2 separate regions of the Homo sapiens genome follow, and region 2 is linked to region 1. Evidence: chromatin loops called from intact Hi-C (ENCODE). Cell type or tissue: Caco-2. All regions are shown on one strand. Links, peaks and the distances in the headings refer to the core of each region. The heading gives the core; the rest is flanking DNA.

Evidence for each region. A loop is a pair of places that touch in the nucleus more often than their neighbours do. Peaks named below come from ENCODE experiments on the same cell type or tissue, not always from the same donor. Only the 100,000 strongest peaks of a DNase experiment are listed, where the experiment ranks them.
Region 2: it touches region 1 in a loop (12-fold over the local background); 1 of 110 quality-filtered maps calls a loop at or near these places.

What each region holds. Positions count from the first base shown.
Region 1 is chr1:171,391,007-171,407,076 of GRCh38, reverse strand. It overlaps the pseudogene GM2AP2. Among named protein-coding and RNA genes, the nearest start is that of FMO4, 85 kb to the right of the region's middle. RefSeq lists silencers at 1,713-1,852, 1,673-1,967. In Caco-2, for the core only: no CTCF peak of the experiment used is centred there; DNase peaks (open chromatin) are centred at 8,796, 9,046, 9,926 and 10,346; H3K4me3 peaks cover 625 bases.
Region 2 is chr1:171,451,238-171,467,307 of GRCh38, reverse strand. No RefSeq gene overlaps it. Among named protein-coding and RNA genes, the nearest start is that of PRRC2C, 26 kb to the left of the region's middle. In Caco-2, for the core only: no CTCF peak of the experiment used is centred there; a DNase peak (open chromatin) is centred at 7,117.

The DNA.
Region 1 (16,070 bases), core at 7,837-11,836:
CATTACTTTAAAGTCTGTTTTGTCTGATATAAGTATAGCTACTCTGGCTTGATTTTGGTTTCCATTAGCATGGAATATATTTTTCCACCCCTTTACCTTAACTCAGTGCGGGCCCTTGTGTGTTAGGTGAGTCAGTTGAAGGCAGCTGATTCTTGGTTGGTGGATTTTTAACCATTCTGCCATTCTTTATCTTTTAAGTGAAACATTTAGGCCATTTACATTCAAAATTTCTACTGAGATGTGAGGTACTATCCTATTCATCATGCTAGTTGTTACCTGAATACCTTGTTTTGTTTTCACTGTGTTTTATAGGCCTTATGAGATTTATGCTTTGAGGAAGATCTATTTTGGTATATTTTGAGGTTTTGTTTCAAGATTTAGAACTCCTTTTGGCATTTCTTGTAGTGCTGGCTTGGTAGTGGTGAATTCTCTCAGCATTTGTCTGAAAAAGAGTTTATCTCTCTTTCATTTATCAAGCTTAGTTTTGCTGGATACAAAGTTCTTGCCTGATAATTATTTTGTTTAAGGAGGCTAAAGATAGGACCCCAGGCAGGGCACAGTGGCTCACGCCTGTAATCCTAGCACTTTGGGAGGCCAAGGAGGGGCAGAACACGAGGTCAAGAGTTTGAGACCATCCTGGCCAACATGGTGAAATCCCATCTCTACCAAAAATACAAAAATTAGCTGGGCATGGTGGTGCGTGCCTGTAGTTCCAGCTACTTGGGAGGCTGAGGCAGGAGAATCGCTTGAACCCAGAAGGCAGAGGTTACAGTGAGCCAAGATCATGCCACTGCACTCCAGCCTGGGCCTCAGTGTGAGACTCCGTCTTAAAAAGAAAGAAAGAAAAAAAAGATAGGACCCCAATCCCTCTGGCTTATAGGGTTTCTACTGAGAAATCTGCTGTTAATTCAATAGGTTCTCCTTTATGTTTTACCTGATGTTTTTGTCTCACAGCTCTTAAGATTATTTCCTTTGTCTTGACTTGATGATTAAGTGCCTAGGTGATGATCTTTTTATGATAACTTTCCCAGGTGTTCCTTGAGTTTCTTGTATTTGAATGTCTAGATCTCTAGCAGGGCCAAGGAAGCTTTTTTTTCATTATTATTCCCTCAAATATGTCTTCCAAACTTTTAGATTTCTCTTCTTCCTCAGGAACACAAATTATTCTTATGTTTGCTCATTTAATAGAATCTCAAATTTCTTGGAAACTTTGTTCATTTTTTTAAAATTCATTTTGTCTTTGTCTTTGTCTCATTGGGTTAATTTGAAAGCCTTGTCTTTAAGCTCTGAAGTTCTTTTTTCTACTTGTTCTAGTCTATTGTTGAAACTTTCCAGTGTATTTGGTATTTCTCTAAGTGTGTCTTTCATTTCCAGAAGTTGTGAGTGTTTTTTCTTTATGATATCTATTTTTCTGGAGAATTTTTAATCCATATCCTGTATTGTTTTTAAAATGTCTTTAAGTTGGTTTTCACCTTTCTGTGGGTGGCAAGCCACCCAGGTGCCAGCCAAAGCAAGAGACCGAGGGTACAAGCTGTTCCAGTATAATAAAGAAAATATATAGAATAAGAATAGTTATACTAGAAATAGATTATGGATATGATTACATATGAATGTTATTAATCATTAGTAGCTTTATTCTTTATTCCAATATTATAATAATCTTTGTTCTACAATTATAACCTAGGAAAAACCAGGCCATACAGAGATAGGAACTGAAGGGACACAGAAGTGACCGGAAGACAAGAGTATGAGCCATCTGTCATGCCCAGACAGGGTCACTAGAGGGCTCCTTGTTCTAGTGGTAATGCCAGTGCCTTGGAAGGCACCCGTTACTTAGCCGACCGGGAAAGGGAGTCTTTCTTTCCCCCAGGGGAGTTAGAGAAGACTCTGCTGCACCACCTCTTGTGGAAGGCCTGACAACAGTCAGTCTCACCCTCAGCCATCCGGAGTCCTAACCGTTTCCCTGTGATGCTGTGGTTCAGCGGTCACGCTCCTGGTCCACTTTCATGTTCCGCCTTGTACACCTGGCTCTGCCTTCTAGATAGCAGTAGCAGAATTAGTGAAAGTACTAAAGTCTTTGAAATGCGTGGAAGAAATAATGACATAAGCCGTCCCCTCTCTTTCTCCGCCTTGGCTACTAAACAGGGAAGGGACACCCCCCCACCCCCGGGTCCGGTGGACACGTGACTCGTGTGATCTTACTTATCATTGGAGATGGCTCACACTCCTTACCCTGCCCTCTTGCTTTGTATCCAGTAAATAACAGCACAGCCAGGCATTCGCGGGCACTACTGGTCTCCGCGTCTAGGTGGTAGTGGTCCCCCGGGCCCAGCTGTCTTTTCTTCTATCTCTTTGTCTTGTGTCTTTATTTCTACGATCCCTTGTCTCCTCACATGAGGAGAAAAACCCACAGGCCCAGTAGGACTGGACCCTACACTTTCTCTGGTAACTCCTTGAGTAGCTTAATAATCAACCTTCTGAATTCTTTATCTGGCAATTCAGAGGTTTCCTCTTGGTTTGGTTCCATTGCTAGAGAGCTAGTGTGATCTTTTAGGGGTGTCAAAGAACCTTGTTTTTTCATATTACCAGAATCACTTTTCTTGTTCCTTCTCATTTGGGAGGATTATTTCAGGTGAAAAATCTGGAACTCAAGGGCTGCTGTTCAGGTTCTTTTGTTCCACCAGGTGATCCCTTGCTGTGGTGTTCTCTCCCTTCTCCTGGGATGGGGGCTTCCTGAGAGTTGGGCTGCAATGATTGTTACTGCCACCCAGCAGAGCTACTGGGCTCTGGGCTAGTACTGGGGATTGTCTGCAAAGAGTCCTGTGATGTGATCTGTCCTTTGGTCTCCCAGCTGTGGATACCCAGTGAAGGTGGCAGGGGAGTGAAGTGGACTCTGTGGGAATTGTTGGTTGTACTTTTGTTTAGTGCACTGTTTTTCTAGAATGCTGGTAATCCTAGCAGTGAAGTTGTCATGTGGAAGGATTCAGGAACCTCTGGTTAGCCATGTTGTAGGGAGTGGAATTAGCTGTTGTTTTCTCCTTCTTTGGAGCAGAGTTGTTTTCTTATGAGTTGCTATAATGGCTTAAGTTGGGTGACCTCCAGCTAGGAAGTGGTGCTTTCAAGAGAGCACCAGCTGTGGTAGAAGGGGGATATAAGCTTGCCCTATGTTGGTCAGGATAAGTATTCAGGCTTCTCAGGTGATGGGCAAGGCCACAGAGCTCCCACGAATTTATGTCTTTTGTCTTCAGCTATCAGGGCAGGTAGAGAAAAACTATCAGATGGGGGCAGGGTTAGATGGATCTGAGCTCAGACTCTTCTCTGGGGCTTGCTGAGGCCACTGTCCGGTATGGGGAGTGTGGTTCTCAGGCCAATGGAATTATGTTCCCAGGGGGATTATGGCTGCCTCTGCTGTGTCATCCAGGTTGCCAGGGAAGTGGAGAAAGCCAGCGGTGGTTAGCCTCCTCCAGCTTCCACGCAGCCAGCAAGGCCGTCTCATTCCTGCTGTGCCCTGCCAACACCACCGAGTTTATATTCAGGCAGCTGGCATGCGGGGCTGAGCTCTTGCCCCAGGCCGTAAGCTTCCCTGCTGAGAAGGGTAGCAGAACTTTCAGGCCTTGCCCCTCCCTGTCTGCCTACACCTTTGGCTGTAGCTTCTGAGCTGCTATCTGCACTTCCTGTTCACCCCCTGAGTTCTGCTCACAAAAATTCGTGCTGGGTCAAAATTATTACAAAGTTCAGCTAGAAGCTTCTTTCACCCTTTGACCCTTCCCTAATTCCTCTGGCTGCCTTCCCCAAGGACCCCTGTGAGATTAAGTCAGGGACGGTTTCCTTGGGCTCAAGTTGGGGACTGGGAGTGCCTACAAGGCTCTTCCCACTGCTTTTTCTACTTTTCATATTTTGCTCAGCTCCCTAAATCTGTTTTAGCTCTAGGTAAGGTTAAATTCTTCTCCTGTGATCTGGATTTTCAGGTTCCCCAGTGTTTGGGGATGTGTGTTTGGAGGCAGGCTTTCCCCGACCTCACACGTTGGGAACTCACAGTTTTTCTACTATCTCATAGAGTTTGCAACAGCAAACTGCTTCTTTCAGAGGGTCTGTGAATTCTTTCAGTTTTCCTGATATGTTCCTGCAGTGGTACTTGAGCAAAATTTCACGATATGAGTCTCTACAAGCTGTTCTGTTCATCCAAGTGGGAGCTACACATTAGACCTGTCTCCTATTTGCCATTTTCTTTCTCACTGCACCCTCTTAGAGTTTTTTCCTTTTTTTTTTTTTTTTTTTGAGACAGAGTCTCCCTCTGTCATCCAGGCTGGAATGCAGTGGCATGATCTTGGCTCACTGCAACCTTCACCTCCCAGGTTCAAGTGATTCTCATGCCTCAGCCTCCTGAGTAGCTGGGATTACAGGCACCCGTCACCACGCCCAGCTATTTTTTTTTTTGTATTTTTAGTAGAGACAGGTTTCACCATGTTGGCCAGGCTAGTCTCAAACTCCTAACCTCAAGTTTCCTAGAGTGCTGGAATTATAGGCATGAGCCACTGCCCCTGGACTACATTTTTAAAGACTTGTTTTGTGGCCTAACATATCTATTCTGGAATATGTTCTGTGTGTATACTTGAGAGGAATGTGTATTTTAGTGGGGTTGGATATATTGTCCTATATATGTCATTCAGGTCCATTTGGTCTAAAACAAGCTTGTCCAACCCATGGCCCATGGGCTACATGCGGCCCAGGATGGCTTTGAATGTGACCCAACACAAATTCGTAAACTTTCTCAAAACATTATGAGATTTTTTTTTCTTTTAGCTTATCAGCTATTGTTAGTGTATTTTATATGTGGCTCAAGACAATTCTTCTTCTTCCAATGTTGCCCAAGGAAGCCAAAAGATTGGACACCCATGGTCTAATGTGTAGTTCAAGTCCAATGTTTCCTTATTGATTTTTTGTCTGGATGATCTGTTCATTATTGAAAATAGGGTTTGAAATTCTCCTGCTATTATCATATTGCAATCTGTCTTTCTCTTCAGATCTGTTAATATTTGCTTCATATATTTAGGAGCTCCAGTGTTGGGGGTGTATATATTTACAGTTGTTATATCCTTCTCTCTAAATGTCTGAAATAAAGTTGTCATATCCTTTTGATTACTTGACCCCTTTATCACTATATAATGACAATTTTTATCCATTTTTACAGTTTTTTTACTTAAGATCTATTTTGTCTGTTATAAATATTGCCACTCCTGCTCTCTTTTGTTTTCCATTTACATTAAATATCTGTTTCTATGTCTTTGCTTTTAGTCTAAATGTGTCTTTATGATTGAATTATATAGGCAGCATATGGTTGAACTTTTTTTTTTTTTTTTTTTTTTGAGACAGAGTCTCGTTCTGTCGCCCAGGCGGGAGTGCTGTGGCGCGATCTCCGCTCACTGCAAGCTCCGCCTTCCGGGTTCACGCCATTCTCCTGCCTCAGCCTCCCGAGTAGCTGGGACTACAGGCGCCCGCCACTGCGCCCGGCTAATTTTTTGTATTTTTAGTAGAGACGGGGTTTCACCGTGGTCTCGATCTCCTGACCTCGTGATCCGCCCGCCTCGGCCTCCCAAAGTGCTGGGATTACAGGCGTGAGCCACCGTGCCCGGCCAGAACTTTTTTTTTAAGGCATTCTCTTTTGACTGGAGAATTTAATCCATTTACATTTTTTTTTTTTTTTTTTTTGAGACAGAGTTTCACTCTTGTTGCCCGGGCTGGAGTGCAATGGCACCATCTCGGCTCACCACAACCTCCGCCTCCCTGGTTCAAGCAATTCTCCTGCCTCAGCCTCCCAAGTAGCTGGGATTACAGGCATGTGCCTCCATGCATGGCTAATTTTGTATTTTTTGTAGAGATGGGGTTTCTCCATGTTGGTCAGGCTGGTCTCGAACTCCCGACCTCAAGTGATCCGCCTGACTTGGCCTCCCAAAGTGCTGGGATCACAGGCATGAGCCATCGCACCGAGCAATCCATTTACATTTAAAGTAATTTTTGACAGGTAAGAAATTATGATTGCCATTTTGTTAATTGTTTACTGACTGTTTTGTAGTTCCTTTCTTCCAATCTTGCTGTCTTCCTTTGTGATTCGTTGAATTTTTGTAGTGGTACGCTTTGATTTCTTTTTCTTTATCTTTTGTGTATCTACTAGAGATTTTTTCTTTGTGGTTACTATGGGGCTTACATAAAGTATCTTATAGTTATAACATTCTAATTTAAGTTAATAACAGCTTAACTTCAAGCACATACAAAAACTGTATACTTTTACTTCTCCCTTATCCCATTTTATGCTATTGAAGTTACACTTTACATCTTTTATAGTATATTTTCATTAACAAACTGTGGTAGCTATATGTTTTTAATTAATTATTTTATTTTTTATAGCGATAGAGTCTTGTTATGTTGTCTACACTGGTTTCAAATTTCTGAACTCAAGTGATCCTCCTACCTCAGCCTCCCAAGTAGCTGGGACAGGTGCATGACACTGCACCTGGCATATAGTTATTTTAAATACTTTTAATTCCTGCTTTTAAATGCAACTTTACATGGACTGCTACTATACACAGCCTGTAATCCAGTTTGCCTGAATTTTCTCCCATCTCCTGAGAAGCATCGTAAGGCACCTGTACCTAACACAGTTTGAGAACTTCTGATCTGGTTTAAATCTGTCATGTACAAATGTGAAAGTTGAGGTTCAGAGAAGGGTAATGACTTTTCTAAAGTTACTCAGATTTTTAGTGGCCAAGTTGTGGCTAAGAACTTGAAAGTTTAGAAAATGGCAATTCCCTTCTTCTAGTTGTCCTGGTCATAAATCTTGAACTAATCCTGGAGTCTTCTCTTTCCTTCACTCCTCATTTCTTGCTGTCCATTATCAACTGCCCTTTAAAAATACATTTAGAATCAGACAATCTCTCCTTTCTACTATGCTACAACTTTGATCCCAGTTACCATCATTTCTCTACTGCAATAGCATCCTGAATCATCCTCTGCTTTTCTCATTTTCTCCCTTCCTCCTTACCTCCTGTACTGGCTTTATTCAACACTGCAACCGGAGTGATCCTTTTAAAAATACCACATTTAATTGAATCTAAGATGCCATCAATTTAAGATGCACTATTATCTTTTTAAATTTTTCCAATTTAATTTTTTTTTATAGAGATGGGGGTCTCACTATGTTGCCCATGCTGGTCTTGAACTCCTGGGCTCAAGCAATCCTCCTGCCTCAGCCTCCCAAAATTTTGGGATTACAGGCATGAGCCACTGTGCCTGGCCCATATGATGATTTAATACTTTCCATCACTTACATTTTTTTTTTTTTTGGTCAATAAAAGCTCTTTATTCATTCACACATGACAGCCTTGCTGTAGTTACAAAGTAAGATGGAGCAGGTCCTGCCTCTAAGAACTCTAAGCAGACATTCAGGGAGCTCACAGATCAGTGTAACACCAATTGCTACTGTGGAAGCTCCAGGAGGGGAGAGGTGTTGATATGGTTTGGCTTTGTGTCCCTACCCAAATCTCATCTTCAATTGTAATCCCACATGTCAAGGGAGGGACCTGTAATCCCCACATGTCGAGGGTGGGAAGTGATTGGATTATGGGGGCGGTGTCCCCAATGCCATTCTCATGATAATGAGTGAGTCTCACGAGATCTTGATGGCTTTAAAAGTGGCAGTATTTCCTGTGCTCAGTCTCATTCTCTCTCCTGTTGTCTTGCTTACCCTTTGCCTTCCACCATTTTTTGTAAATTTCCTGAGGCTGCCTCAGCCATGTGGAACTGTGAGTTAATTAAGCCTCTTTCCTTTATAAATTACCCACTCTTGCTATTTCTTTACAGCAGTGTGAAAACGGACTAATATAGGTGTCACAGAGATGTTGCAGGAACATCTGGCAGTCTGTAGGGTTGGCCTTCACACAATTCTTGTTTTTGCCTTTGTGCTTTCCTCCAGAAAAGCTTCTCTGCTCTCCTAAGGCTGTTAGATGTTCCACCCAAGTGCTCCCTCAGCTCCTTCTACTTACTTGTCACTTAATACTGTCTTTGGGTTACCTGCTTACTTGTGTATTTTCTTCTTGGGATGCTAAAGTATTTGAGGATAAAGATTGTGCCATGGCTTGGTGAAGCTGCTCACAACTGTAAGCCCAGTGCTTTGGGAGGCTGAAGCAGGAAGATCACTTGAGCTTGGGAGTTTGAGACCAGCCTGGGCAACACAGTGAGACCCCATCTCTCCAAAAAAAAAAAAAAAAAAAGTAGTGGTGTGTGTCAGGCCTCTGAGCCCAAGCTAAGCCATCATATCCCCTGTGACCTGCACGTATACATCCAGATGGCCTGAAGCAACTGAAGATCCACAAAAGAACTGAAAATAGCCTTAACTGATGACATTCCACCATTGTGATTTGTTTCTCCCCCACCCTTAAGAAGGTTCTTTGTAGTTCTTCCCACCCTTGAGAATGTGCTTTGTGAGATCCACCCACTGCCTGCAAAACATTGCTCCTAACTCCACCGCCTATCCCCAAACCTATAAGAACTAATGATAATCCCACCACCCTTTGCTGACTCTCTTTTTGGACTCAGCCCGCCTGCACCCAGGTGAAATAAACACAGCCTTGTTGCTCACACAAAGCCTGTTTGGTGGTCTCTTCACACAGATGCGCATGACTGTGTACCTGTAGTCTCAGCTGAGCATGAGGATTGCTTAAGCCCAGGAGATCGAGGCTGCGGTGAGCTGTAATCACACTGTGGCAGGCCAGGTCCCACTGATGCAGGCCTCCATAACAACTGTTTCAGTACTGATTGAGTGGTTAAGTTAAATGTTGAAAGTTGAAAGAGCTAGTGCCCTTGTACAAAGTCTGGAATGTGACAAAAGCCCACCAAGAGTTTTGCTTAGGCTTTTCCTCAGCCTTAAAGCATGACAAGATAATGAAGGAATTCTTAACAGGACCTGTTGAGGATTAAACAAGTTTTATTGTGGGCCTGAAGAAACTCTCCAGGCCTCCACAAACAAGCTTTATTGGGGACTAAAGTAAGTCCCCAAACCTCCATGACTTAGCAGGAGACAAGATAATGGTCGGTAATCACCCCAGCACCTGGACCCATTTAGCTTAAGTAAATTTACTGAGGCTCCAGAGGAAGGTCTTCAGGACTCAGATCTTAGTTACAGATTAAAAGAAGTTAATCGCTTGTGTCTTTAGGTAAATGCACACTTACATGTACACATATCGCTTAGAAGGTATATAAGCTTTGGAAAACTTTGTAATTTTGAGTTGGTCCAGCGATAATTTCCAGCCCTTCTCCCTGTAACCAGCTATAGAAATAAAAACTCCCTTTTCTCCCAGTTCATCTTTATCTCGTTATTGGGCCACGAGAATAAGGAACCTGACCCTTGGTTTGGCCCGGGAACACCACTGCACCTCAGCCTGGGCGACAGAATGAGACTCTGTTTCAAAAATAAATAAGTAAATAAAGGGATTGTGCCTCACTTATTATAGGATCTATAGGAACTACTAAAACAGGCTCATTGTCTGGGGTAAATACCAAGGTTCTTGATCTCATGGCCAAGGAAATCAAGGATGCAGATGCATACAGACTGAGATTGGAGCAGGAGTTTAAAAGGTGAGAAGAAAGAACAGCTGTCTGTCACAGAGAGGGGTCCAAACTGATTGCCAAGTTGTAGTAAAAATGTCAGGGTTTTTAAAAAATGAGCTAGTGAGAAGGGGGTGTCTTAGCTCCATAGGGCCTGAAGAACTGGCTAGGACCAGGTGTGCCGTCTGCTTAGAGCAGAGTTTCTAATAGCCCCACCCCATTCTTTGATTATGCAGGCAGGCTCTTAGATTGTGCGGCTGTGCTGCTGCTTATCTGCGTGTGCTAAAAGGGGAGGGAGAGTTTCTGTGCCGGGTTCCCAGGCACCTTCTTGCAGCTGCAGGCCTCCCCCGCCCAGTGCATGCTTCCAGCTTCCCTATCTTAGTGAGGCTAAATAAAGGGAAAGGAATGTGCTTATTAAGGTGCACTGGGGGCGGGGCGCGGTGGCTCACGCCTGTAATCCCAGCACTTTGGGAGGCTGAGGCAGGCAGATCACGAGGTCAGGAGATGGAGACCATCCTGGCTAACACAGTGAAACCCCGTCTCTACTAAAAATACAAAAAATTAGCCGGGCGTGGTGGCGGGCGCCTGTAGTCCCAGCTACTTGGGAGGCTGAGGCAGGAGAATGGCGTGAACCCGGGAGGCGGAGCTTGCAGTGAGCCGAGGTGATGCCACTGCACTCCAGCCTCGGCGACAGAGCGACACTCCGACTCAAAAAAAAAAAAAAGTGCACTGTTTTTACTTGGGCCCATTGTAGGTATGTGAAGTTTGGTGATAACCAGGAAGCTCCCCACTCTGTGCCCAAGTTGCTTATCTGTGTTTTACAGCCTGATCTTCCAGGCTGCTCTTTGTTAGAAGAGAAGTGATTTCTTTGAACTGCATGAGGTTAGAAAGGGAGCAATTTCCGAGCTGCTTTTTGTTAGAAGGAAAGTTTTCTGCTGGGGAGCCTCTTCATCCTAACAATCTACCTAAATGATTTCTTTCTATTTCCTATATCACTATTATAGTGATGACACACAATAAACGATCAATTACTGTTTGCTAAATTAATAAATCTTATATAGACTGATTGTATTATCAATGCCCAGGCATTAGAAAAAAGCCTGAGTCCCCCCAAACTTTATTTATTACATATACCAGCAATTATCCGGCCAAACTTAAGAAAAAAACACTGTTTTTTACTCTAAGGGATACCATTATGTAAGATGACCAGTCATCCTGGGAAAATCACTATGATTGGTCATCCTACGATTATGATAATAGTACACAAGCCTTTACAATTTTATTGTGACCCCATGGAGCTTTTATGTCTGCACTTGTATATTTTTAAAGGAGTTCAAAAGCAGACTTTGTGCCTCTGAATGTACTTAAAATTGTTTTCTCCTTAAAATTATGTTTTTAAGTTCATATATTTATGACAGATTAAGCTACAGTCATCCTTGACTCCCCCAATTTTTTCTTCTACATAATTAATTACTATTTTTAGTTTGCATGTATCCTTGGGGTCTTTATTTATCCATTTATATGCATATTTATACAAATAAACTGATGAAAATACACAGTATTATTTTAGGAGTGCTTATTTTAAAAATATATTATGCAAATTGTTTTTTTACTTAAAAATTCGCTATAGTTCATTTTAATGAGAACTCTATAGCATTTATCACGTATAATTAAACATTACTAAATATAAAAGACAATCCAGCCTGGGCAACATGGCAAAACTCTGTCTCTACAAAAAATACAAAAGTTAGCTGGACTTGGTGGTGTGTGTCTATTTGCCAGCTACACAGGAGGCTGAGGTGGGAGGATAGCTTGAGGCTGGAAGGCTGAAGCTGCAGTGAGCTGTAATCACACCACTGCACTCCAGCCTGGGTGACAGAGTGAGACCCTGTCTGAAAAAAAACACACAAAAAAAGAATGAACAGTAATTTTTGTATCAATCTAGTTATTCCTAAAGAATTAATAATAACTCTCTCTCTCTTTTTTCTCTCTGAGACAGAGTCCCAGTCTGTTGTCCAGGGTGGAGTATAGTAGTGCGATCTCAGCTCACTGCAACCTCCTCCTCTGGGGTTCAAGTGATTCTGGTGCCTCCTCGAGTAGCTGGGACTTCAGGCACACACCACCATGCCTGGCTAATTTTTGTATTTTTAGTAGAGAGGGGGTTTCCCCATGTTGGCCAGGCTGGTCTCGAACTCCTGGCCTCAAGTGATCTGCTCATCTCAGCCTCTGAAAGTGCTGGGATTACAGGTGTGAGCCACCACACCTGCCTTTTTCTTTTCTTTTTGCAAGTTAAAAATATTTATTGCTATTCCAGGCTTCAAATGAGCCCAGAACTCAGGTCTGGTGTGTGGTTCAGAAGTTGTCATGGCATAACAGGGTGGCGGACAAATCCAGGCAGCCTGACCTTGAGTCCACCTTATCTTCCTTGGACCCCTGCTCCACAAAGCAGCTGTTGGTGGGGCCAACTCTTCCACGTCTGCCTCATTCACCCTACAGAGCTCCAAGACTGGGGCAGGTGGCCTGCTGATCCCCATAGCTCACAGATGAGAGGCTGCCCATACCTCTCCTAGCACTGGAAGGGCCTTCTCCTTAAGATCAGACACGATGGATTTGGCCTTGTGGAGGGAGAAGTGGTGCCACAGGAGTTGTTTTAAGAGGACAAGGCATGCACCGTCTTAGATCAGAGGCTGCAAAATGGCCACCCACAAGCTGGCTTTCCCCACTCACATGTCCGCTCAGCCCCTTTGGGCTGCACAGTGTTTAAGGAAAATAATTGCCGGGCACTATGGCTCACACCTGTAATCCCAGCACTTTGGGAGGCTGAGGCGGGCAGATCACGAGGTCAAGAGATCAAGACCATCCTGGCCAACATGGTGAAACCCTGTCTCTACTAAAAATGCAAAAATTAGCTGGGTGTGGTGGTGCGTGCCTATAATCCCAGCTACTCAGGAGGCTGAGGTGGGAGAATCGTTTGAACCCGGGAGGTGGAGGTTGCAGTGAACTGATATCGTGTGACTGCACTCCAGCCTGGTGACAGAAGGAGACTCTGTCTCAAAAAAAAAAAAAAAAAAAAAAAAGAAAGAAAAAGAAAAATAATTAGTTGCCAATCTTTTAAAATGGTAAGATTTCATATAAAATTCTGGATTTTTGGCTTCTCTAGGAGTAAAAATTGAAACTATCTGTCAAATACTGGGCCTATGACATTCTTATGTGGCACTAACTTGTTATAGCAAGGTAGCAGTTGTCGTCACAGACTGGCTGGCTGTGTACTCTCCAACTTACTCCAGTCCTTGTCACCCTTAATTATATTTCCAACTGGAGACCAGGCCTCAGCAGCCTTGTATCAATGCACATGTGCTGTGACTTTCTGTATAGAATAAGAAAGAGTTACACTGTAGTATTATCTTTATCTAAAAAGGAAAAACAAACATCTCCCTTGGAAGCAACCTGTTTCTCATGGTCCTTGTCACTCATCTCTTGCTTGGCCCTGTGGGCACCTGTGTTTGTAAACAATAGAGCACTCCTATCTCCTATCTCCCCCAAGAGACTCCTCCCACACACCCTGCTCTCCAGGATACACTGTACCCCAGTATTAATTGGGCAAATCTAGAAAAGAAATCAAAATTAATCATAGAAGTTAAGGGATAAATAGACTAAGACCAACTACTTTTCCCCTTAATTGTAAGAGGGAGCTGGAGTAGAACAAAAATGTTAATACTCTCACTCTGCTTTTAACTCAGTGACAAAAAAAAAGTCACAAAGATTTTTCAGGAGATCAAGATTAGATCAGTGTAAACATGAGGCCCCAAAACACATTGGTTCCCATTCCTCAACTGTTTTGGAAATGAATGAAGCTCTTTAGAGAGAATGTCTAAAGGAGGATGGGTAATGTGGCCAGCCCAGCAGATGTCCTGGGCTATCAAGAACTGTTCAACTCTGGCCAGGCATGGTGGCTCACCCTGTAATTCCAGCACTTTGGGAGGCTAAGGCGGGCAGATCACTTGAGGTCAGGAGTTCGAGACCAGCCTGGCTAACATGGAAAAACCCTGTCTCTACTAAAAATACAAAAATTAGCTGGGCGCCATGGCGCCTGTCTGTAATCCCAGCTACTCAGAAGGCTGAGGCAGGAGAAGCGCTTAAATCTGGGAGGTGGAGGTTGCCCTGAGCTGGGATCGTGCCACTGCACTCCAGCCTGGGTGACAGAGTGAGACTCTGTCTCAAAAAACAAACAAAGAAAACAAAACAAAAAAACTGTCGAAATCATCCTGCCTTAGTTCAGGGCTGCTTGTCCCAGCCTAAAATGTAAGTGGCACACAATGATTTTCAGTGAGGATAGCTGACTCATTGCAGAAAGGGGCTTGAAGGGGGGCAGAGAGTCAAAATTTGACGTTGACAAGCACATGACAGAGGAAAAGGAACCTTCCTCATATCCCTTAATTCTGCTGTGGCTGATGCCATGTTATATTCCCTCTAGAGAGACAGCAATCTTTTTTTTTTTTTTTTTTTTTTTTTTTTTTTTTTTGAGACTGAGTCTCGCTCTGTTGCTCAGGCTGGAGTGCAGTGGCACAGTCTGGGCTCACTGCAAGCTCCGCCTCCTGGGTTCACGCCATTCTCCCGCCTCAGCCTCCCAAGTAGGTGGGACTACAGGCGCCCGCCACCGGTTTCACCTTGTTAGCCAGGATGGGAGAGACAGCAATCTTGAGGCAGCTCAGACGCTTTCCTCCGCTGCTCAGGATGCTCTCAATGCGGTAGTTTCTGGTGCTGAGCCAGCTGGGCAGCTCCAGGTCAGGCACAGTGAACTCACTCATGGTGAGTAGGTGCCTACTTTGAAGGGACAGTGGCAAAGAAGCCCATAGGTATGCAGGGGCTCTGGGCAGGGCTCCCCAGGGGGAATGAAAATATCAAGCACATCACAGAAGTTTTCATAGGCACAGCTGCCAATCTGTTCCATGCATGAGATCTTGACCCAGAAGCCAGACACTTCCTTCTCTACAGTTAATTCCTCCCTTCAGAGGAGATTTGAGGGGGACACTGGTTCTTGTCCTCAGCACTGACGATCACGTTCCCAGGAACGACGTTGGGGTCAGCTTCCAGAGACAGGCTTTTGATCACCACAGGGTCCTTCCCTTTGTCCCAGTTATCCCAGGGAAAGCTACTAATCTGGTTCAGGTGGACGTGGGCAGGGGCTGCTAGGCCTGCAAGAAGCAAGCCCAGGACAATCAGGAGTGGCGTCCATCAGGGATTGCACTGCGAAGGGTGAGTCTGTGTGGAGTTAACCACCCACATTTTCAATCCTTTAAGTTACAAATCTCAATAAACAAAGTTCTGGAAAAAAAATTATTCTGGCTTGTGTTGTGATTCTACCTCTTAGCCTGGTGAAAGAGAGACACAGAGAGCGAGAAGAAAGGAGAGGGGAAACAGAGAAAGGGAATAGTGTGATGGGGTGGGATGACAAGAGAACCTTGATTTATGGTTTCATCAAGACTGCACACAATGGAGAAGGTCTTTTCTGTAAAAGAAATTAGGGGTGTTGTCACAAAGAGGGGAAATATGCTAGGCAGTCAAAATTTCCAACAACTGTCACAGCAGATATTCTATGCTTTTAAGCAAAACTTTTTCAGATGTCAAAATAGTCAGCATATGCGTAATTCATGTAATTATGATTGTTTTCCTAAAAGGGGTAAGTCATTTTTCTTAGTAGAAAGATGCTTATATATTCATTGCCCCAAATGGGCCATTTATCTATTCAACGTATATTTGTTGAATATTGATCATGTTTCAGTCACTGTTTTAGGTGTGGGTGATAGTGGTGAACAGGATATAAACACTGCCATCATAGAGATCACATTCTAGCGGGTCAAATAGGTGATTTTTTAAAAAAGTAGATAGACTCACATGATGATTTCAGGTAATAAATCAAGGTAAAAGGAATGGGGGTATTTTGCTTATGGTGATCAGAAATGACTTCTTTGTGGAGGTGACATATCAGTGGAGAATTAAATGACATAAAGGGTCATGGCAAGCAAAATTTGAGGAACGTTCTAAGTGGAGAGGGAAATAAGGATAAAGATGGAGGGCGGAAAAAAGCTTGCCATGTTTCAGTCACTGCAAGAAGGGCAGTGAAGCTGCAGCTGCGTGAGAGAGTTGGAGAGGGGCAGGAGATGAGATAAGAGCATTAAGTTGGTTTTCAGAGCATTAAGTTGGTCACCAGGGTATGAAGGGCCTCATATGGAGTCTGAAATCTATTATAAGTGGGTTGGGAAACTCTTGAAGAGTTTTGAGTAGGGAAGTATATGCTTTATGGCAGCTGAAGGGAGAATGGATTTGAAGGAGCAAGAGTGGAAGAAGGAAGACTACTGCACTGAGAGGTGAAGCCAGCTGGGTTCTGGGTCAGGTGGGGACTTAGAGAACTTTTCTGTCTAGCTAAAGGATTGTAAACACACCAATCAGCACTCTGTGTCTAGCTAAAG
Region 2 (16,070 bases), core at 4,759-8,758, 63 kb before region 1:
GGGAGGCTGAGGCATGAGAATTGTTTGAACCTGGGAGGCAGAGGCTGCAGTGAGCCAAGATCACACAACTGCTCTCCAGCCTGGGTGACAGAGTGAGACTCTGTCTCAAACAAACAAACAAACAAACAATATATGTATTCCACCATCTTCTCTGTAGGCCTAAATCTGAATTTACAAAAAAAAAAATTAAAAATTAAAAAAATATACCATCTCGATTAGTATGGTGGTAAGTTAATAAAAATAAAAAAATTAATATGAAAAAAGCAAAATGTTCCACTAAACAAAACAAAGCGAAATGAAAAAGAATGTAGGGGAATACATTTGTAATAAGAATGGCAGAATATTGATAACTGTTTAAAGTGGTGATAGGGATTCATTATATTCTCTCATTTTATGAATTAAAAAAATTTCCACAATAAAATATTCTTTAAAAGGATTTTCTCCGTGATATATTCTACATCATATTTTTACTTCACCCTCTTTTAGAAATCTTTCTTTTGGGAAACCTTCTGTCTTAGTCAGCTTGGGTTGCTATAACAAAATACCATAGACTGTGTGGTTAAACAGACATTTATTTCTCACAGTTTTGGAGGCTGGGAAGTCCAAGATCAAGGTGCTGGCCAGTTTGGTTTCTGGTGAGGGCTCTCTTCCTGGCTTGCAAGTGGCCGTCTTCTTGCTGTATCCTCACATGCGGGACAGAAAGAGAGAGAGAGAGAGAGCTTGATTTGGTATCTCTTTTTATAAGAGCACTAATTGTATCATGGGGACTCTACTCTCATGGCATCATCTAAACCTAATTACTTCCCAAAGGCCTCACCTCCTAACACCATCACATCAGGAGTTAACTCTTCAACATACGAATTTTGGGAAGACATAAACATTCAGTGCATAACACCTTTTCCCCGAAGCACGTCTAGAATGTAAATGATGATGACACTATTCATTCTTTGTTCATGAATATAAATTCATCACCTTTTTATCAAATAATGTGTGCTTGGTGCAATTGCTGCTGAGGCAAGGGGATTCAAAAGGACCTTGTGATCTGGTCACCATGAGCAGGCCACATTTCTGATCTTCAGTTTCCTATGGTAAAATGAGCAAACTAGACTGGATGAGCTCAATAATCTTCCAGTTCTATGTATCCTTGAGCATAGCTTCATGGAAATAAAGACCACAATTATCCTTTGGTTGAGATAGTTTAGAACAATTAGACTTTAAAAACGTATGCACTTAATGGCAACTGACTTTGAACCCCATACCCATTCCTTCATATGATAATAGAATACTCTTCATAGCACTCCTTCTCCTGCCAAGAGCCTGTTATTTTTGTTACAGTAGATAGTCAGACATGGCTAGGGCAGGAGAGGGCTGTCCCTACCAGTAATGTCAAGTGACCATCAGGTGATGGTCAGGTAGTTGTTAAACTGTCTCTGTAAAATAATAATTGGTCTCAGCTGATGCCAGGGACAGGCAGTCTCCCAATAAATAAACACCTGAAGCTGGTGATCGGCAACTTCCCTGTAAGATTTCAGGAGTTAGGCAAGTGGGCTCAAGCATGTTCACTAAGAGGCAAAATGGCAGAGTTTAACTGGTATATGACCTCCTTCTAGGAACACTTAGCTGGTAAGGGAAGAATGCCTCAGGTGAACATGTGTACAATTTCAGTAAACATACTGTGCATGTGGCCCCTCCTATGGGCTAGCAGGCCACTGTGCATGCAGACAGCTCACCTCAAGGGATCAGGGAGAAGTAACAGAAGACCCCAAAAGCATGCCAACATATAAGACCCCAAATCAAAGGTCACACCATGCACGTGAATCTCACAAGTTGTCTGCTTGGCCCTCTTCCAAGGGTACTTTACTTCCTTTGGTTCCACTTTAAAGCTTTTTAACAAACTTTCACTCCTGCTCTAAAACTTGCCTTGGTCTCTCCCTCTACCTTATGGCACTTGGATGAATTCTTTCCTCCGACAAGGCAAGAATTGAGGTTGCTTCAGACTCATATAGATTCGCCACTGCTCACATACTTTGGTGCTGCATGACTTGGATGTGTTCCTTAGTGCTAACATTGTCTCTCCTGGTGCTAGTTTCTTTCCAAGAATAATCTAGAGTTTTCAGCCAAATAGTCGCATTCAAGAACCTACCTTACGGTTTTTGCAGTACTTAAGTGAATCTTTGAAATCCGCTGGCAATAATATTTATTTGTAGTAAAAGATGACCTAGTTGTTTCCAGACAATTTATGCTCTTGCTTCCAGTATTTATGACATTATAAAATATCTTATCAATCAAAACTGTTGGTAATTTAACTCACCCAGCTTTTTTAAAAAATGAGAGTTAATTCAGTTTCAGACTTAATATGACTATTTTCCTCAGCTACAAAGAAGTGAAATCAGGAACATGCTAACAGAATAAGCCAAACATAGTTTGGTATTCAGGTATTAGAACATTGGGAAGACTTAAAACTTCAATTTTGACATGCTGTTTTAAAAAAGGAAAATATGGCTGGGCATAGTGTCTCATGCCTGTAATTTCAGCACTTTGAGAGGCAGAGGCAGGAGGATCAATTGAGGCCAGAAGTTCAAGACCAGCCTGGGCAACATAGTGAGACCCTGTTTCTACAAAAAAATAGAAAAAATTATCTGGGCATGGTGATGTGAACCTGTAGTCCCAGCTACTCAGGAGGCTGAGGAGGGAGGATTGCTCGAGCTCAGGAGGTGAAGGCTGCAGTGAGCTGAGATCTTACCACTGCACTCCAGCCTAGTCGATAGAACAAGACCTCGTCACAAAAAACAAACAAACAAAAAAACAAAATAGTGTGTTTGGAAGAAATTAAATTAAAATAAATGTGGCTACTAGAAAATGTGTTTGGCAGAAGCATGAACAAAAGGTGTTTACAGGGTTGAATACTGCTTGTGTGGAGAATTCAAAAGTTAAAATTATATATGTTTTTTACAACAGAAAAGGGTAAATTGGCCCTCCCTTACACAAAACCATCTTTTATTTGAAGCTTTTTACACTAAATCGTAGTTGTAATCACTTTTTTGTTGTTGTTGGTTTTTGTTAGTATTATGATTTAGGTATAACAAATACCTCTATTAAATACTATCCAAATAGTATCTTACTCAGGGAGGCTTAGAGATTTATTTTGCAGTCAACCTAAGTGTGTGTCTTTTCAAAATCTTTTCTTTGGAACTGGGGGTATAGAATGTAACTGTATGCCTCAGTTAACATTTTTTATTGGCAGAGGGATGGTGATGGGTGGGCCGAAACAAACTGAGATAAATTGGAAACTTCCTTTTTCTTCTACTTTATAAATAAAAGAAAACATCTTGGGTTTATTCTTTTTTTCAGCTCCTTCACTCATTCTTCCCTTCTCCTTTTCTTCCTTCCTTCCACATTTATTGGGCTCTTTCTATCTGTTAACTCTTAGGGATTGAGACATGGAGATGGGGAGCTAGAGGAGAAGTTCTGACACATCAGTCATAAAGTCCTAAATCTAGGACAGACCTATACAGCACTTTCCAATCCATGAACCATAGCTCTGATTCTATCTGCAGTTCTAGAATTGTGTTTTCAATTCTTTGTTTGTTTGTTTGTTTGTTTGTTTGAGATGGAGTCTTGCTCTGTCACCCAGGCTGGAGTGCAGTGGCACGATCTTGGCTCACTGCAACTGCTGCCTCCCCAGTTCAAGCGATTCTTCTGCCTCAGCCTCCTGGGTAGCTGGGATTACAGATGTGTGCTACCATGCCCAGCTAATTTTTGTATTTTTAGTAGAGACAGGATTTCACCATGTTGGCCAGGCTGGTCTCGAACTCCTGAACTCAGGTGATCTACCTGCCTTGGCCTCCCAAATTGCTGGGATTACAGCCATAAGCCACCATGCCCAGCCTCTAATTTTTAATTGGTCATTTTTTTCTATCATTTGTTAACAATTACTATTGAGCTTTATGTGCATTTTTTCATTAAACTCTCCTAGGAAACCCTTATAAGACAGGTAGTCTGGCCATTTTGCAGGTGAGGAGATGGAGGTTTATTATTTTTCTTTTATTACTTTTATTTTTTTAAGACAGGGTCTTGCTCTGTTGCCCAGGCTAGAGTGCAGTGGCATGATCACAGCTCACTGCAGCCTCAACCTCCAGGGCTCAAGTGATCCTCCCACTTCAGCCTCCCAAGTAGCTGGGACTACAGGCATGTGCCATCACGCCTGGCTAATTTTTGTATTTTTTGTGGAGATGGGGTTTCAACATGTTGCCCAGTCTGGTCTCAAATTCTTGAGCTCAAGTGATCTGCCCAACTAGGCCTCCCAAAACACTGGGATTAGAGGCGTGTGCCACCGTGGCTGGCCCATCTATGCTTTTTTTTTTTTTAAATGACCAGCTCTCATAAGAGGTGCTTTTTAAAAACTACCTTATCACATTGCGTATACCAGGATCCCAAACCCAAATGTCTGCAGGAGGTGAGAGTCCAGTGCAGACTGTGGATATCTGGGTGAATTTGTGCTACACTAAAGTGGCAGGAGCTATTGATTGGCTCTATGCAACTGAGGCTAGGCAGAAATGCAGTTTTGGTGTTATAGTGGTTCTGATCTTTTTGAAAGAAGCCAAATAGAATTTTTTGGGGGTGAAATCTTCCAATCGTTAAGTGATGGCATTTAATTACACACATAGTTATAAATAACGTGAGATCCAAACAGAACATGTCTGCCGACACCTCAATCTCAACACTTCTACAACTGCAAGGGCTTCAATTATGCAAATGTTGGCACTCCTTAATTTGTTTTCTCTATAATCTTTCTCCAATTCTTTTAAACTCTGTATTTCACTTTTCTTGTGCTCCTTCTAATTTCATCCTTATTCTTATTGGATTTATTTATTTTTTCCTGTATGTTCAGTTCACATGTTACCTCCTACTATTTCTCATCATTTCTTCCCAGAGTTCTGTTCTTTTTCTTTTTCTTTTCTTTTTTCTTTTTTTTGAGACAGGGTCTTACTCTGTCCCCCAGGCTGGAGTGCAGTGGTGGGATCTCGGCTCACTGCAACCTCTGCATTCTGGGTTTAAGCCATTCTCCTGCCTCAGCCTGCCAAGTAGCTGGGACTACAGGCACCCACCATTGTGCCCAGTTAATTTTTGTATTTTTAGTAGAGACAGGGTTTCACCATGTTGGCCAGGCTGGTCTCGAACTCCTGACCTCAGGTGGTCTGCCCGCCTTGGCCTCCCAAAGTGCTGGGATTACAGGTGTGAGCCACTGCGCCCAGCCTAGTTCTTTTCTCTCTTGTCTTGTCTTTCTTTTTCCTTCCTTCCTTCCTTCCTTCCTTCCTTCCTTCCTTCCTTCCTTCCTTCCCTCGTTCTTTCCTTCCTTTCCTTTATTTTCTTCCTTCCCTTTATTTTCTTCCTTCCCGGCCTGATTCTTCACTTCCTTCCTTCCTTCGTCCCTTCCTTCCTTCCTTTCTTTTCTTTCTTCCCTCCCTATTTCCTCCCCTCCCTTCCCCTCTCCTCCCCTCCCCTCCTTTCCTTTCCTTTTTCTTTCTTCTCTATAGTCCAGGCTGGAGGGCAGTGGTGGGATCATGGTTCACTGCAGCCTTGAACTCCCTGGACTCAAGTGATCCTCCCACTTCAGCCTCTCGAGTAGCTGGACTATAGGCACGTGACATCACACCTGGCTAATTTTTGTATTTTTTTTGTAGAGACAATAGGGTTTCACCATGTTGCCCAGGCTGGTCTCAAACTCCTGGGCTCAAGCAACTTACCCACCTCGGCCTCCCAAAGCCCTGGGATTACAGGTGTGAGCCACTGTGGCCAGGCTCATCTGTTTTTTGATGGCTATTATTCTCTTGGTTAGTATGATTTGTTCATTGGTAACTTTGTAATTGTTTTCAGTTTTTCTTTCTTTTTTTGAGACACGGTCTTCACTCTGTCACCCAGGCTGGAGCACAGTGGCCCCATCTCGGCTCACTGCAACCTCCACCTCCCAGTTTCAAGCAATTCTCATGCCTCAACCTCTTGAGTAGCTGGGACTAAAGGTGCCCACCACCACACCCGGCTAAGTTTTTGTATTTTTAGTAGAGATGGGGCTTCACCATGTTGGCCAGGCTGGTCTCAAACTCCTGACCTCAGGTGATCTGCTCACCTCAGCCTCCCAAAGTGCTAGGATTACAGGAGTAAGCCACAATGCCTGGCCCACAATTTTTCTTTTGGTATGTTTGTATCAATGCTGCCAGTGCCAGATTTTTTTTTTTTTTTTTTTTTTGAGACGGAGTCTCGCTCTGTCGCCCAGGCTGTAGTGCAGTGGCACGATCTCGGCTCACTACAAGCTCCGCCTCCCAGGTTCACGCCACTCTCCTGCCTCAGCCTCCCAAGTAGCTGGGACTACAGGCGCCGGCCACCACGCCAGGCTAATTTTTTGTATTTTTAGTAGAGACGGCATTTCACTGTGTTAGCCAGGATGGTCTCGATCTCCTGACCTCATGATCCGCCTGTCTCCGCCTTCCAAAGTGCTGAGGTTATAGGCATAAGCCACCGCGCCCAGCCAATTTTTTGTTTTTTATTGCCTAACAATAAATGAGTTAGATTGTCTTTTTACTTTTTTCTTTTTTTTAGACAGAGTCTCACTCAGTTACCCAGGCTGGAGGGCAGTGGCACGAACACAGTTCATTACAGCTTCAACCTCCTGGGCCTGAGTAATCCTCTTGCCTCAGTGTCTCTGGTATAGCTGGGACCACAGGTGCATGCCACCATGCCCGGCTAATTTTTAAATTTTGTTGTAGAGACACGGTCACACCTTGTTGCCCAGGCAGGTCTCAAACTCCTGAGCTCATGCAGTTCTCCCACCTCAGACTCCCAAAGTGCTAGGATTATAGGCATGAGCCACCATGCCTGCCCGAGTTAGATTCCTATTAACTTAACTATTTGTAGGAGATTATTGCATAGCAAAAGAGGTGAGTCAGGGTAACCTTTGAGATTTTACAACCCAAAGGCTCTCTCCTTTGCAGCAGAAATATACCAGTCCTATCTGTTTGAATTATCTGTGTAATTCTTTAGGTAGTCCTTACATGCCTACTTCTCTGGATCACACAATGTCCAGGAGGGCTTCTGCTAAGAGCCTTGCTTACCCCACTTCCCATAACCCTTTGTGCAAACAAGTGATATTGCCTTTGAACTGCAGACTGGGCCCCTCGCTTTCAGAAAGTGACCCCCACCCTGGTATTTCCTGAGCTCTAATAAAAATAACCTCTCATCATCCTTCAAATTTCTTCTCTCCACTTTCTATCATATGACTTTTGCCTATCCTCCACTGTTTTTAGCTGCCCTAATAGGTGTTTTGGAGTCTGCAGATTTTATCTATTTTATCCTAGTCTCACTGAACTATGGAGTGTTTTGGCCAGGTGCAGTGGCTCACACCTGTAATCCCAGCACTTTGGGAGGCCGAGGCGGGCAGATCACCTGACGTCAGCAGTTCGAGACCAGCCTGGCCAACATGGTGAAACCCCGTCTCTACTAAAAATACAAAAATAAACTGGCCATGGTGGTGCATGCCTGTAATCCCAGCTACTGGGGAGGCTGAGGTGGGAGAATTGCTTCAACCTGGTGGGGCGGAGTTTGTAGTGAGCCAAGATTACACCACTTTACTCCAGCCTGGGCGCCAGAGTGAGACTCTGTCTCAAAAAAAAGAAAAAAAAAAAAAAAAAGAAAATAGAGTGTCTTATGTATTTGTTTTTGTAATTGTGATAAAATATATATAACATAAAATCTACCTTTTTTTTTTTCTGGGAGACAGTGAAGACAGTCTCACTCAATGCAACCCCCCTCTTCCTGGGCTCAAGCCATCCTCCCACCTTAACCTCCCCAGAAGCTGGGAGCTGGGATTACAGGTGTGCACCACTGTGCCCAGCTAATTTTTTTTTTTTTTTTTTTTTTTGTAGAGAAGGGATTTCACTATGTTGCCAAGGCTGGTTTCGAACTTCTGGACTCAAGCGATCCACCTGCCTCAGCCTCTCAAAAAGAGCTGGGATTACAGGTGTTAGCCACCATGCCCAGCCAAAATCTACTATTTTAACCATTTTTTTTAAGATGGGTCTTAGGCCGGGGGTGGTGGCTCATATCTGTAATCCCAGCACTTTGGGAGGCCAAGACAGGTGGATTGTTTGAGCTCATGAGTTTGAGAACCGCTTGGGCAACATGGCGAAACCTGGTCTCCACAAAAAATACAAAAATTAGCTGGGCATGGTGGTGTGCACCTATAGTCCCAGCTACTCAGGAGGCTGAGGTGGGAGGATGGCTTAAACCTGGGAGGCAGAGGTTGCAGTGTGCTTAGATCAGGCCATTGCAATCCAGCCTCGGTGATAGAGTCAGACCTTGTCTCTAAATAAGTAAATAAACATGGGTCTTGCTATGTTGCCCAGGCTGGTGTCAAAATCCTAGCCCCAAGTGATTCTCTCACCTCAGCCAGCCAAAAGTGCTGGGGTTACAGATGTGAACCACTGTGTCTGGCCTTAACCATTTTAAAGTGTGCAGTTCAATGGCATTAAGTATATTTACATAGTTTGGGTTTTTTTGATCTAGGATCTTGCTTTGTCACCCAGGCTGGAGTACAATGGCACAATCACAGCTCACTGCAGCCTCAACCTCCCAGGCTCTAGTAATCCTGCTACTTCAGCCTCCTGAGGAGCTGGAACTTTATTTTTTGTAGAGACAAGTTCTCGCTATGTTGCCCTGGCTGGTCTTGAACGCCTGGGCTCAATCGATCCTCCCACCTTGGACTTTCACAGTGCTGGGAATACAAGCATGAGCTATTGTGCTGGCAATATATTCATATCGTTGTACAGCCACTACCACCATCTAACTCCAGAACTTTTTCATCATCCCATACTGAAACTCTACCCATTAAACACCAATTCCTGTTCCCTCCTCCTCCAGTCCATGGTAACCACCATTCCACCTTCTGTCTCTATGAATTTGACTACCCTAGGTACCTCATATAAGTAGAATCATACAATATTTTTCCTTTTGTGTCTGGCCTATTTTTATTTTACTTAGCACAATGTCTTTCTAGTTTATCCATCCTGTAAAATGTATCAGAATTTCATTCCTCTTTAAGGTTGAATAATATTCCATTGTATGCATATACTACATTTTGTTTTATTCATCTGTTGCTGAATATCTGAAGTCATATTGTTAGCTTTCTTTCCATGTAAGCATTCATCTTGTGGGTTGCTTTCATCTTGTGGCTATTGTGGATAATACTGCTATAAACATTGGTGTAGAAATTGTATATCTGTTTTTGTGTTTTATTGTTGTTTTTCATGTTGCTTTGAATGCTTTTCAGGATGCGATTCAGCTATAATTATTTTGGTAGTTCTTTTGGAAGCTGCATTTCAAAATAAATATTTTAGATGATTCTCAAGATTAGGTAAGTTTGGAAAGCACTTCCTACCATTTCTACCTGAATGAAATCAGGTAAAATAACATCAGAGAGAGTCTCTGGCAAGAAAAGAAGCACCAAGAAATCTGGGTAAGATTTTGGGCAGGAGAGGCACTGATGATAGCAAGAGGGAGGTTTGGCGCTTTGAGCAGGTTAAATACATACAAACCAATTGTTCTACTAAGCACCATCTGTCAGAGCTGCTCCTGCTTCTGTGAATCACTATGCGAGCAGAGAGAGAGGATGAAATAGATGGGCTAAAATTGCCTAATTCCCTGTCTGGGTTGACTGTATCTTAGGAAAATCCCCATTTGGCTCTGCTTTCAAGAATGACAAGCTTAGCTCAGCACTTCTGTGCATCTGCTGATGCTCATATTTTGAACTAGGGGATAACCCAATCTATGTCAAAGTAACTATTGATTCTTGGTTTTAACATAACAATTTAACAATCTGTAAAGTTGTCCAAGAGTAGTCAGCTAGTCTAAACTCACCTCTTGTGCATGTCTTAGATTTTTATCAAAGGAATAATGTAAGATACCCAAGGAATAACTTTCATGACACAAGCCAACTGTAGCCATGGGAATATTTTGAGGCAATTTGTTAGTGAACTTCTGTTTAATCTCCATAAAGCAATGCTACAGTGAGTTAGAGAAAAGCAGTTTGGGATTTTGTGGCAGACAAAGATACACTCAGGTGGCTTTCTAGAGGGAGAAAAAGGAAACATTCAGCTAGTTGCTGGAATATTTTTATTCATTAAGCAAATATTTATTTAACTCCTGTCATATAATAGATACAATGGATAAATCAGAGAAAAAGATTTTGCAAAAAAAGTCCCTGAGATTATTGCGCTTTCATTCTGTGGGGGAAGCAGATAATAAAAAAGTGAACAAATATAAATATATTTTCAAACAGCAGAGTACAAAGCATCAAGTAGACCTAACTAAATACTTATTAGTAACTAATTAAATTTATTGCAAGATTCCTTCAGATTGCTAAGGCCAATATTTTATTTCAATTACAATTTTATCTAAAAATACATAATTTAAAAACAAATCTTCCTGACACTCAATTACTTTGCAAAGAAAGGTATACATCTTTTTTTAAAGACTGAGAAAAAAGCCGGGCGCAGTGGCTCATGCCTGTAATCCCAGCACTTTGGGAGGCTGAGGCAGGTGGATCACCTGAGGTCAGGAGTTCGAGACCAGCCTAGCCAACATAGTAAAACCCGTCTCTACTAAAAACACAAAAAATTAGCTGAGCATAGTGGAGGGTGCCTGTAATCCCAGCTACTCGGGAGGCTGAGGAGGGAGAATCACTTGAACCCAGGAGGCAGAGGTTGCAGTGAGCCGAGATCACAGCCATTGCACTCCAGCCTGGGCAACAAGAGTGAAACTCCTCTCAAAAAAAAGACTGAGGAAAAAAAAAAAAAACAAAAAACACTGAGAAACCGTGAATGCTTACATGGAAAGAGAGTTAACAATGTGACTTAATGATATGGCTAAATGCAAACTGGCTAGTATGGATTCTAAGTACCATGACTTTCCAGATAAGAACCAAGATTTTTCATGGTTTTAGGGCCTGACAGTTTGGAAACTTTTGTATGCCCAAACAGGTTTTAAACATCTCCCACAATTTCTTAAATTGGCTTATCCACTTGTTCACTTGCTTTAGTGTTTCATCTGTTAGAAGAGAGTGGGAGGTGAGAGGAGGATAATGTTATTATGTGCTGCTCCCTGTGGGCTGTTTGTATATAAAAATGGCATGGTGGAATTGTTATAATGGTGCTTGTATCTAACTGGGGAAAGCAGTGGTTGACTTTTTTGTTCAGGAAAGTGTAGAAAGAAAGATTCCCAGATGTTAGAGGTCCTTCATTATGTATACTGTTGAGTGGAAAACCATGATGCTGTTCTTGGATCTGACATACCCTTTGAGGAATGAAACATTGATCACCCTGGCTCTATTTGAGCAGGCTAAGGATTTGAATGTGTTTCACTTTCGCTGGACAGTTCTGCAAAAATAAGGTACAACTTTCCCAAAATATTTACATTGAAAAAGTGACTGGCCAGGCGCGGTGGCTCATGCCTGTAATCCCAGCACTTTGGGAGGCCGAGACAGGCAAATCACAAGGTCAGGAGATCAAGACCATCCTGGCTAACATGGTGAAACTCCGCCTCTACTAAAAATAGAAAAAATTAGCCGGCCTGGTGGTGGGCGCCTTTAGTCCCAACTACTCAGAAGGCTGAGGCAGGGGAATGGCATGAACCCAGGAGGTGGAGCTTGCAGTGAGCCAAGATCATGCCACTGCACTCCAGCCTGGGCGACAGAGCGAGACTCTGTCTCAGAAAAAAAGAAAAAAAAAAAGAAAAAGTGACCAATTAAGAGAATTGATCACCAAATGAGAATGCTGCCTAAAATGTTAGAAAGGGACTCAACCCGACAGAAGAGAAACATAGGAAATTAAACTGGTGTCAATAAAAGAGTATTTGGTGGAGTACAATAAAATGGAATTCCTCTTTTGTCCATGTCAAAATGGTGCATTTTTGGCTGTGTGTGTGTGTGTATCTTACAAGGTCACTTCTTTTTCTAATCATACTGGGGGCAAATAATTTTGTCTATCAAATATTAATTTAGGACCAGGTGCAGTGGCGGGCACCTATAATCCCAGCACTTTGGGAGGCCAAGGTGGGCAGATCATTTGAGCTCAGAAGTTCTAGATCAGCCTGAGCAACATGGCAAAACCCTGTCTCTTCAAAAAAAAAAAAAAAATTACAAAAATTAACTGGGCATGGTGGTGCACACCCACAATCCCAGCTACTTGGGAGGCTGAGGTGGGAGGATCACTCAAGCCTGAGAGGTGGAGGTTGCAGTAGGTTGAAGTTGTGCCATTGCACTCCAGCCTGGGTAATAAAGTGAGACTGTCTCAAAAAAGATTAATTTAGGCTAGGCATGGTGGTTTACGCCTGTAATCACAGTGCTTTGGGAGGCTGAGGTGGGAGGATTGCATGAGGCCAGGAGTTCTAGACTAGCCTGAGCAACATAGTGAAACCCCATCTCTAAAAAAAAATTAGTTGAACATGGTGGTGCTGGTCTATAGTACCAGTTACTCAGGAAGCTTAGGCAGGAGGATCACTCGAGCCCAGGAGGTCAAGGCTGCAGTGAGCGTGATCATGCCACTGCACTCCAGCCTGGGTAACAGAGTGAAACCTTGTTTCAAAATAATAATAATTAATTTATTTGAACAGGCAGGACACCTGGGTGTGGTGGCCCGTGCCTACAGTCCCAGCTACTCAGGAAGCTGAGGTGGAAGACATAAGGAAAGAAATATTTGGAAAACAGGAACCTGGGCTGGGCACAGTGGCTCACGTCTGTAATTCCAGCACTTTGGGAGGCCGAGGTGGGTAGATCACTTGAGGTCAGGAGTTTGAGACCAGCCTAGGCAACATGCCGAAACCCTGTGTCTACTAAAAATATAAAAAATTAGGTGGGCGTGGTGGCATATGCCTGTAATCCCAGCTACTGGGGAGGCTGAGGCAGGAGAATTGCTTCAACCTGGGAGGTGGAGGTTGCAGTGAGCCGAGATCTCGCCACTGCACTCCAGCCTGGGCAACAGCATGAGACTATGTCTCCAGAAAGAAAAAAAAAAAGAAAAAAAAAAGAAAATAGGAACCTAGATTCACATTTAGAACAATTACCAAGTAGACTTCATTGTTATCTTGAAGACTTGAAATTATGTCAGACAAAAAGAATTGCATATTCTCTTCGATAAAAACTTATAAATAAGAAAAATATACCCACCATTTGGTTAACTGTTGTCTAGTGAGTGTGTTGCTATCTGTTTATATAATAAAAATCCCAAAGGGACCAGGCACTGTGGCTCATGCCTGTAATCCCAGCACTTTGGGAGGCTATGGTGGGAGGATCGTTTGAACCAAGGAGCTCGAGACCAGCCTGGGCAACATAGTGATACCTCGTCTCTACAAAAAATAAAAAAGCAGCTGTGCGTGGTGGTGCCTGCCTGTAGTCCTAGTTACTTCAGGAGGCTAAGGCAGGAAGATCACTTGAGCCCAGGAGTTTGAGGTTACAGCAAATCGTGATCACGTACGTCACTGCACTTTAGCCTGGGGTCAAAGCAAGACCCTGTTTGAAAAAAACAAAACAAAACAAAACAAAAATCCCAAAGGAATATGGGAAATACTGTACAAAAATTCTCCGTTCTCAATTCTGCCAGATTTTGGTATCAGGATGATGCTGGCCTTATAGAATGAATTAGGAGGGAGTCCCTTCTTTTACATTTTTGGGAATAGTTTCAGTAGAAATGGTATCAGTTCTTCTTTGTACCTCTGGTGGAATTTAGCTGTGAATCCGTCTGGTCTTGGGCTTTTTTTGGTTGTTAGGCTATTTATTACTGCCTCAATTCCAGAACTCGTTATTGGTCTATTCAGGGATTCAATTTCTTCCGGGTTCAGTCTTGGGAGGGTGTATGTGTCCAGGAATTTATCTATTTATCTATTTTTTCTAGATTTTCTAGTTTATGTGCATATAGGTGTTTATAGTATTCTCTAATTTTTTTTGTATTTCTGTGGAGTCAGTGGTGATATCACCGTTATCATTTCTTTTCTTTTTGGTGAGATGGAGTCTTTCTCTGCGCCCAGGCTGGAGTGCAGTGGCGGGATCTCGGCTCACTGCAACCTCTGCCTCCTGGATTCAAGTGATTCTCCTGCCTCAGTCTCCCGAGTAGCTGAGATTGCAGGCACCTGCCACCACACCTGGCTAATTTTTGTATTTTTAGTAGAGACAGGGTTTCACCATGTTGGCCAGGCCAGTCTCGAACTCCTGACCTTAAATGATCCACCTGCCTCAGTCTTCCAAAGTGCTGGCTGGGATTACAGGCATGAGCCACCATGCCCAGGCCCCCATTATCATTTCTGATTGTGTCTATTTGATTCTTCTCTCTTTTCTTCTTTATTAGTCTAGCTAACCATCTATCTACTTTATTAATTTTTTTCAAAAAATAGCTCCTGGATTTGTTGATTTTTTTGAAGGGTTTTTTTTTTTGTCTGTGTCTCTATTTCCTTCAGTTCAGGTCTGATCTTGGTTATTTCTTGTCTTCTGCTAGCTTTGGGGTTTGTTTGCTCTTGGTTCTCTAGTTCTTGGAGTTGAGATATTAGGTTGTTAACTTGAGAACTTTCTAGCTTTTCGATGTGGTCATTTAGTGCTATAAATTTCCCTCTTAACATGGCTTTAGCTGCATATCAGAGATTCTGGTACGTTGTCTCTTTGTTCTCATTAGCTTTAAAAGAACAAAGCTGGAGGTATTATGCTACACAACTTCAAACTCTGCTACAAGGCTACAGTAACCAAAACAGCATGATACTGGTACAAGAACAGACACATAGACCAATGGGACAGAATAGTGAACTCATAAATAAGACTGGACACCTACAACCATCTGATCTTTGGCAAACCTGACAAAAACAAGCAATAGGGAAGAGATTTCCTGTTTAATAAATGGTGCTGGGATAACTAGCTAGCCATATGCAGAAAATTGAAACTGGACCCCTTCCTTACACTATATACAAAAATTAACTCAAGATGGACTAAAGACTTAAATGGAAAATCTAAAACTACAAAAACCCTAGAAGAAAATCTAGGCAATACCACTCAGGACATAGGTGTCGGCAAAGATTTCATGATAAAAATGCTAAAAGCAATTGCAACAACAGCAAAAATTGACAAATGGAATCTAATTAAAGAGCTTCAGCACAGCAAAATAAACTATCATCAGAGTAAACAGACAACCTACAGAATGTGAGAAAATTTTTGCAATCTATCCATCTGACAAAGGTCTAATATCCAGAGTCTACAAAGAACTTAAGAAATTTACAAGAAAAAAAGAAACAACCCATTAAAAAGTGGTCAAAGGACATGAACAAACACTTCTCAAAATAAGACATACATGTGACCAACAAACATATGAAAAAATGTTCAACATCACTAATCATTAGAGAAATGCAAATGCAATGCAAATCAAAACCACGATGAGACACCATTTCATGCCAGTCAGAATGGCTATTATTAAAAAGTCAAAAAACAGATGCTGGCAAGGTTGCAGAGAAAAAGGAATGCTTTTACACTGTTGGTGGGAGTGTAAATTAGTTCAACCATTGTGGAAGACAGTGTGGTGATTCCTCAAAGACCTAGAGGCAGAAATACTATTTGACCCAGGAATCCCATTACTGGCTATATACCTGTAGGAATATAAATTGTTATATTATAAGGATACATGCATGCATATGTTCATTGCAGCACTGGTCACAAGGCATGGACTCAACCTAAATGCCCATCAATGATATACTGGATAAAGAAAATGTGGTACATATACACCCTGGAATACTACGCATCCATAAAAAGGAATGAGATCATGTCCTTTGCAGGGACATGGATGGAGCTAGAAGCCATTATCCTCAGCAAACTAATGCAGGAACAACAACAACAAACAAATATATATATATATATATATATATATATATATATATATATATCTCACACACACATATATAACAACAAATATATATATTTAAATAAATAAATAAAATAAATAAAAACTAATGCAGTAACAGAAAACCAAACACCACGTATTCTCACTTATAAG